3 separate regions of the Homo sapiens genome follow, and regions 1 and 2 are each linked to region 3. Evidence: chromatin loops called from intact Hi-C (ENCODE). Cell type or tissue: PC-9. All regions are shown on one strand. Region 1 overlaps LOC105373422 (a long non-coding RNA gene). Region 2 overlaps TAF1B (TATA-box binding protein associated factor, RNA polymerase I subunit B). Region 3 has its middle 13 kb from the start of TAF1B.

Region 1 (2,500 bases), 110 kb after region 3:
TGGTCCCAAGCGGTCACCTGCTCCGGCCCCAGAGCCCCCGGGGGTAGGGAGGTGGGCTCTGTGCCTCTTCCCCCTCCACTGTCCATCCTGCCACAGCAGTTCACAGGGTCAGCTCTTCCGCTCTAAAACTGGTTTTGTTTTTTGTTGTTTTGTTTTGTTGCAATTGCCCCGTGCTAAGTGCAGCCCACGGCCCTCATGTGGAATGGGAATCAGGTAGTAAAGTCAGTAATGTTGGTTTCGCCTGCCCCTCCTCACCACAGCCCAAGGGTCAGAGCTGTGGAATGGCCTCTTAGAACCCAGCTCTATCACGCCCTCCCATCTCCCACTGCTGCCCAGGAAGGGTAGGGACCCAGGATCCTGCACCCCTCAGATCATTCTGTCTCCACTCACTTTCTTCAATTCCTCCGCACCTACAGCACAGCCTATTTTTGACATTATCATAGCCTGCTTATGTGTGTCCTGGTTTACTAACTAGACAGGCTTTCGTGAGACATGGCTCCTACAGAACCCTAAATCCAACAGATGTTCAGTAAATGCTTTGATGAAAGTAGTGATGAGAAAGGGGAAAATTACAAAAAGCTTCCCACTTTCTGATCAGCTACTGCTGTACTGTTTTCACTATTCAGTGATTTCACCATTCTGTGAATGGGCTCAGTTGTCTGCCTACAAATGTTGGTTTTGAGTCAAACTGAAGTTATTTGAAGACAGAAGGAGGAAATGGGCCTAAGTTTCGCCCCTGGCATTCCTGTGGCCATATCAAATATTTATATAGTGCTTAGAGTGGGCCAGGCATTTCACATGTATGGACTCTTTTATCCATACTTTTAGCAGCCCTACGGTCCTGTAATATTGTACAAAGGACGACCTGGAGACACACAGAGGTTCAATTACATCCCCAGGGCCGTGTTGGTAAGCATGGAGCCGGGCTCTGATTCCAGGCTGTTGGCTGAAGTCTGTGGGCTTGGCCAGCCTACCGTGCTGCCTCACCAAGACTCAACCCCTGGTGATGTCAGTTTGGAATCTAAGGAGCCCAAAAGCTGCTCAGAAGAAAACTAGATCATTTACAACTAGCATATATCCTCACCACCCCTCCTCCATGCCTCCACCCCAAACCTGTTCTTCCTCTGCCTTCCCTGACTCAGTGACAGCCCCGTCCACCTAATTGCGCCAAGTCATAAATCTCCAGCCCCTCCCTCCCTGTCACCTCCAAATCTCATCCTCACTTCGCTGACTTTCTACCACCAAGCACCTCTGGACTCCGCCCTCCTTCGACAGTCACTGCCCAGCTCTGGCGCTCCTCGTGTTCTCCCAGGAGCTGCAAAGCTCTCTCCCCTCCAACACACATTGCCCCTCTGCCAGTTATTTTCCCAAATCGGGTCTAAACCCACCCCCCACCCCCCCCACCCCCACAATATGCAGCATCCTCCCAAGGCTCCTGTTGCCTAGAGGCAAGAGACAGTGTGTTCTGGTTGAGCTATCAGAGTGTGGCCCCAACACTTTTCCCATCCCCCGCCCTGCCTTGCGCCCTCGATCTCAGGCAAGCCATGGCCTCTCACACCCTGAGGCCTTTGCCTGTGTTGTATGCTCTATCAGAAATGTCCTTCTCTCTCTTCTTCCTTTAGGACTCTTGCTCTATGCCATCTCCCTTCAACCCTCCCTACCTCAGCTCCCCAAGCAGAGTTCATGGTTTCCGAGCACAGAGCTCAGACCTCCGTAAGGGCATGCACCGTCTGTGCCACATGCCTGGGTCTCTAGATGGAGCCTCCTTGTGCTGGCCCATGAGCTTTCTGTGCACACAGATGCCAGTACCCACAGGGCAGGTAGGCACTACTGTTAGCGCTCCCTCCCCAACCTGACAGCTTGGTAGATTTTAAGATTAAGAAACTTGAGATCTTACAGGAAAAATATCACAATGATAATAGAGGCCACATACCAAAGAAGCATATCTAGGAAATGTTACACATCTAGTTTGTAATTACAAGTTTTATACAATTAATTTCCACTTACCAGCTCATCAGAAACTTTCCAGGTTTGCTCTTCTCTGCATTTTCAATGCGATGACTACATTTATTTAGCTTTATTAAGAATCCTATGCATACTAAGATTTGGCTTTTGCATGTTACCTGGTCCTCCATCTACACGAACAGCTCTCTAATTTCGTGTCAGTTAGTGCCTGCCGTCTGCTGATCCCCATAATGGCCCCAGAGCAGAGTAACTTGAGGTTTTATGATGCCTTGAGGAACTTTTATTAAAAGGACCACAATACCTAAGTAAATAATGCTCAAGGAGCTCCCCAGTTCTAAACCAGGAGAGCATGGTTGTGCCCATGATAATTTCAGGCCCAACACACACAAGTCTCTGCCACTCCTGAAGAGCAATCCCAAAACTCCAAGACCTGCTTCCCTTCTTTTCCCTCTGATGCTTATCACAAAATTCTCCTGATTTGGCCAGGCACGGTGGTTCACGCTTGTCACGCTTGTAATCCCAGCAACTTTGGGAG
Region 2 (2,500 bases), 67 kb after region 3:
TTTAGACACATCCTCAGCCAAGTGTAGTAAATGTCCACACTCCCTCCCTGCTTCCCTCCCTTCCTTCCCTCTTTTTTCAAGAAGAGGAGGTTTGTGTTGCCTTCAGATGACTGTTGATTTAATTGACAGGCAGCTTTTCTTCATTGTGTGCTTTTTGCTATTGCTCACAAAAGTGCATTCACTATTCTATAGTATGTTGAAACTTTTAAATGGAAACGGCTTTTCATTAACAAAGGAAGCATTTTCTTCCCCCCTTCCATGCCTTAGCTTTCTCCGCTAAGTCTTGGCTTCTTCAGCAGCTGTACCTCCACCAGAAATGACAAAAGGTGCAATTGTGCTAGGAGATGGCGATGAAGATATGCCAGTGGAGTTTTGTGTGTGGGCTGCTGGGGACTGTTTTCCTTCTGTGTTTGGTTTTGTTTTATTTTTGTTATTCCAGAAAGTTGAGAGCACATCTAAAAACCAAAAAAAAAAAAAAAAAAAAAAGCTTTAAAAACCCTTTTCAAACCTTTATCCCAGCTGAGCTTTCTTTCCATTAAGTTGTTCTGTTAGTATTTCAGTGGCCCCTCTGTCTTAATAACAACAAATCTGGCAAAACTCACTTAAAGCAGAGGGACATGGAATACAGAGAGTGTTGATGTGGTTTTTCTTTTTCTAAGCAGGCCATGAGAGTCTGAGTCTTCCTGCCATTATCCTGACTTAAGAGCAGAGCAGAGCTCAGGAGAGGAGATAGGTGTGCAAATTAAATTTTAGTCTTTCCAGCCATCTCCTTTTTCTGAGTTGTGATTCCTGAGCCCAAGTAGATAGCCAGTTCATTTCATTTACTTAAATTAATTTGGAGATAACCCTCTTCTCCTTTTTCTGCCTCTGCCTCTTCTGCTGCTTCATTTGTGACTCAACTTTCTGGAGTATGGTGCTGACTTGAAGCCCTATTTACTTCTAGCAAAAATCTTTCAGTTTACCTGGTAGAATAAACTGAAAATCTAGTACCTTTCAGGGGCACCATCTCTTCACAGCATACCAAATAATCAGATCACTGATTGAACCAAAGTATTGGGTCTAGATATACTTGTCTGTATTAGATACAATTTATTCTGTCAGTGACTTAAAATAGGGCTACTTCTATCTTTTCAGCCTTGATTTTCTTGATATATTTTAAACCTACAGATCAGTTTAAAAATAGATAATATGTAACATAGATACTATTCTACCACAGTCCTTGGCAGTGTTTCTCAGTCCTCTCAAGAATTAGTCATTTCATCATCCCTCACTAGACGCAGCAAGAAGGGATAAAGAGGAAACTGGAAATTTGTTCTGAAGTACATCTCCAATATTTTGAATGTTGATCAACAGCATTCTGATCTTCTCCCTGAATGAGTAAAAAGAAAAGATGTAATACTGGGTCAGCCAAACCCACTGCGTGGCACTTAGCCAGGATGATTCATTTTGCTTGGAGCAATCTTACACCCTTTGTGAAACTGGGTTTCTTTTGGTTGAAGGAAGAAAAAGACTCGTCCAGAGCTGTCAGTCACTTCTTAAGCACCTTCAAATGAGGGCCTTATTGGATTGTTTTGATCTGCCCAGAATCTTCAAACCTGACTCTAGATTTGTTCACCTTCTTACTCTGTAGGCCACATGTAATGCTTGGGATTTTTTGTACAATCTTTATTAGAATAATAACCTGACAGGTTTCAAATCTACTTGAGGGAAGTTGAAGTGAACATAATGATCAGGTTCCCTCATTTCTACTCTTCCCTCCCAGACAGCATGAGGGAGAGAAGCCAGCTGGTGTTTTCTTGTGTTCCTGGCCCACTTCCCCCAACCCCCCACCCCGCCCCCAGCTACCATCATCTCAGCCTCACTGGAATGTGTATGTGTGCTTCTCTTTCCAAACTTGGAGAGTAAAACTATCTGAGCACTTCCTCCTGTCTACAAGAAAAGTAGCCTCTGCATTTTATTTTTTGTTTCCTACAACCGGCATATTCTGTTTTCTGGGGATCCATAGCAATTTCATTAATCTCTAGAGGCTCTCAGGCTTTAGTATGCATAAGAATATCCTGGAGAGCTTGTTTAAACTGCAGATTCTTAGACCCAGTGTCAGAAATTGATTCAGTTAAGTATAGTGTGGGCTCTAAGAAGATGTTTTTCGTAAGCATCTTGCAAGTGATTCTGATGGAGATTACGCTTTGAGCAGTGCATTATATAAGCCTTATCTCTATGTCTGTCTTTTGTTATTCCACCTTGTTCCACAGAAGATTTGAGGTAGAATTAGCAGATAACCAAAGGGTCAGTATAAAACAAAATGCTGTTATACCTTATTAAGTATGTGTTGTTTTAAACAGGATTCTGTTTAAAACTGTTTGGGAACTATATCTATTGAGAAACTGGTCTGTGAGTTTAACATATATGAAAACAGTGAAAATCAAGGCTGAAAAGATAGAAGTATCCTTCCTCTCTCTGTAAGTCATTGACAGAGTACAGTGTATCTAATGGAGAAGAT
Region 3 (2,500 bases):
GTGTTTCTGTTTAGTTACTTTTCTTATTTTGGGGTAATTTTTCAGAGAAAAAATAAGTGGGAACATTTTTCCCTCATCATCTTAAATTTGGAAGTCCTATAGATGTTAGTTAAAGTCGTGGGGCTGGAGTTATCCCTATTCCTTCGCATATTCATGGACATTTTGAGACTGTGAATGAGTTCCCACAATGATGAATAAGGTCTCTGATCTCCCATATCTCCCCACTTCCTCTTCACCATCCCCCCAATATAGTTATAAAACAGTGTTAGTTATATCAGTAGTTAGGATATACTTTATTATGATTGTGCAGATGTCATTCACTAGAAAACCAGTAACTTAATGCCCATAACACCTTTCTTCCTCAGTTCTTCATTTTTACTAGAGTTGTTCATTTGCCACCTTTTTTTCATTTGTCTGATTTTCTACACACCCACCATTAATTTTTCCTAATGCCCCAACAAGTCAGCCTCAACTCCATCAGTAATGTTTTCCATTATCTCAAACATCGCATATATTCCTCTAATTCCCAGAGACCTCTTTCTCAGAGCCAGCCTTTCTTCCATTTATTCTGTTGAGACTGGATGCTGGGTGGATGTCATTCTGGTTTCTAGTCCCCATCATCCTGGGGGTTCATCCATATTTTGGATCTCTTGCTTCCTGATATCTTGGTCCATGTGTTCTTTTCTTGGTTACTCCCTTGTTTTTTGTTTGTTTGTTTTTTGTTTTGTTTGTTTGAGATGGAGTCTCGCTCTGTCACCAGACTGGAGTACAGAGGCGCAATCTCGGCTCACTGCAACCTCCGCCTCCCAGGTTCAAGTGATTCTCCTGCCTCAGCCTCCTGAGTAGCTGGGACTACAGGCACACACCAACATGCCCAGCTAATTTTTGTATTTTTATTAGAGACGGGGTTTCACCATGTTGACCAGGCTGGTCTCAAACTCCTGACCTTGTGATCCACCCACCTCGGTCTCCCAAAGTGCTGGGATTACAGGCGTGAGTCACTGTGCCCAGCCCTAGACTTTTATTTAAAATGAGACTTCTGTGGCTCTGTTACTCTCCTTCCTGGAAGGGAGGGAGGAGCAAGACCGGTTTGCCCCAAGCCTATAAATGGAATAAACCAGTCCCCAACAGGTTCTGCAACTTGCCTGAGATCTTATCGCTCCTGAGTTTGGGAAACTCTTGAGTTATTTAAGCCACACTCTTAGAAGGTTGTTTTGCTTCTGTTTAATTGGGGCTGTGCCTTCTGGCTGTTGAGCTCCTTTGACAAAGTGATTTTGCATCCAGAGTACTTTATTCATTCATCCATTCATTCACTAAAAAAACCTTTATTAAGCACTTGGTCTGTTAGCAGAAAAAGTAGGCTCTTTGGAACAGGCAGAACTGAGTTAAGTTCCCTCTTGGCCTCTTGCTGGTTGGGTGACCTGATTAGTCCTCCTGAGCCTCAGTTTCCTTTACTGTTTAATGACAACAGTTAAGAGATCATTTGGGTAATGGGCCTGGTACAGTGCCTGACAGAGTCTGTGCCTAGCAAATACGCACTCCTTATCCTTCCCCAGGGCTATGCAAACTGCAAGTGGTTTCAGTTTCAGTTATGGGCAGACCAGGCTACCAGCAGGCCTTGGAGCGCCTGGAGGATCCATTCAGAGGGCAAGTGCTGGATACTCTCTTCTCTCTAGCAGGAACATGGAGGGTGGATGAGAAGCAGCAAGGATGATGTTTGCTTTCTGGATCATCCCTGTGCCTTGTGATTAGCATTTAATAGGCTCCCAGAAAGCTTTGAAGATAATCATATGTCTACCCCTCCCTTTTGACTGATGATCTTGACGTGATATACGCTTATGTCAGTGAGGAAATAGGGAGGCTCTTGCAATGAGCCAAGAGTTGCTCTTTAGCTTTCAAAAACGTAAAGTCTAGTGAAAATTCAGCCCACAATGGAGTGGCACAGGAATTTGTCTTCAGAAATGCCTCCTCCACAAAGCTGTTTTGTGGGAATGAACAGGGGATGATATGGTAAAATAAGCCTAATGACAATTTATGGTCTTTATACCTCACTTTTCCGTGTACAAAGTTTTGACAAAGCCCTTGTATATCCATCATCCCATTCGTGCCTTCAAGCCCCATAAGGTGGTTTGATAAAGTTATCACCCCCATACTGCAGATAAGAAAACTGAGACTCACTGAAGCGATTTGTCCAGGCCATATAGCTAGCAGGGAAGTAGGAGGGCCAGGACTTAAATCTACTCTCTTGAGTCCAGAGACCCTGCTCTGCTGCCTCAAGGTAGCATTTAGCTATTGCCACACCTCTTTAGCTAAACTTTTAGCTGACTTGTCCTGAGTTCTAAGTCCTGGGATGTTGGCAATATCAGGGGGTGAGGAGGAGGCAGTGGGACCAGCTCCAATGTGGCCACACCTGAATATCAGGGTATCAGGGATGCAGCCTAGCTGAGTTGTGGCCACATTCCTTGAATTCCCGTGACCTGGTCACATAAGAATAATGCAG

Evidence for each region. A loop is a pair of places that touch in the nucleus more often than their neighbours do. Peaks named below come from ENCODE experiments on the same cell type or tissue, not always from the same donor. Only the 100,000 strongest peaks of a DNase experiment are listed, where the experiment ranks them.
Region 1: a loop joins it to region 3, with 7 times the contacts of the local background. A loop is called at or near these places in 33 of 110 quality-filtered maps.
Region 2: it touches region 3 in a loop (2.8-fold over the local background); 7 of 110 quality-filtered maps call a loop at or near these places.

The regions. Positions count from the first base shown.
Region 1 is chr2:9,940,672-9,943,171 of GRCh38, forward strand. The region is part of intron 2 of LOC105373422 (a long non-coding RNA gene); the gene reads right to left. Among named protein-coding and RNA genes, the nearest start is that of GRHL1, 9.8 kb to the right of the region's middle. RefSeq lists an enhancer at 77-577. In PC-9, no CTCF peak of the experiment used is centred here; DNase peaks (open chromatin) are centred at 740, 1,140 and 1,820; H3K4me3 peaks cover 1,026 bases; H3K27ac peaks cover 2,234 bases.
Region 2 is chr2:9,896,157-9,898,656 of GRCh38, forward strand. All of the region lies in intron 8 of TAF1B (TATA-box binding protein associated factor, RNA polymerase I subunit B), which reads left to right. Among named protein-coding and RNA genes, the nearest start is that of TAF1B, 54 kb to the left of the region's middle. In PC-9, no CTCF peak of the experiment used is centred here; DNase peaks (open chromatin) are centred at 1,415 and 1,845; H3K4me3 peaks cover 699 bases; H3K27ac peaks cover 2,500 bases.
Region 3 is chr2:9,829,403-9,831,902 of GRCh38, forward strand. No RefSeq gene overlaps it. Among named protein-coding and RNA genes, the nearest start is that of TAF1B, 13 kb to the right of the region's middle. RefSeq lists an enhancer at 670-1,209. In PC-9, no CTCF peak of the experiment used is centred here; DNase peaks (open chromatin) are centred at 1,139 and 1,629; H3K4me3 peaks cover 391 bases; H3K27ac peaks cover 1,881 bases.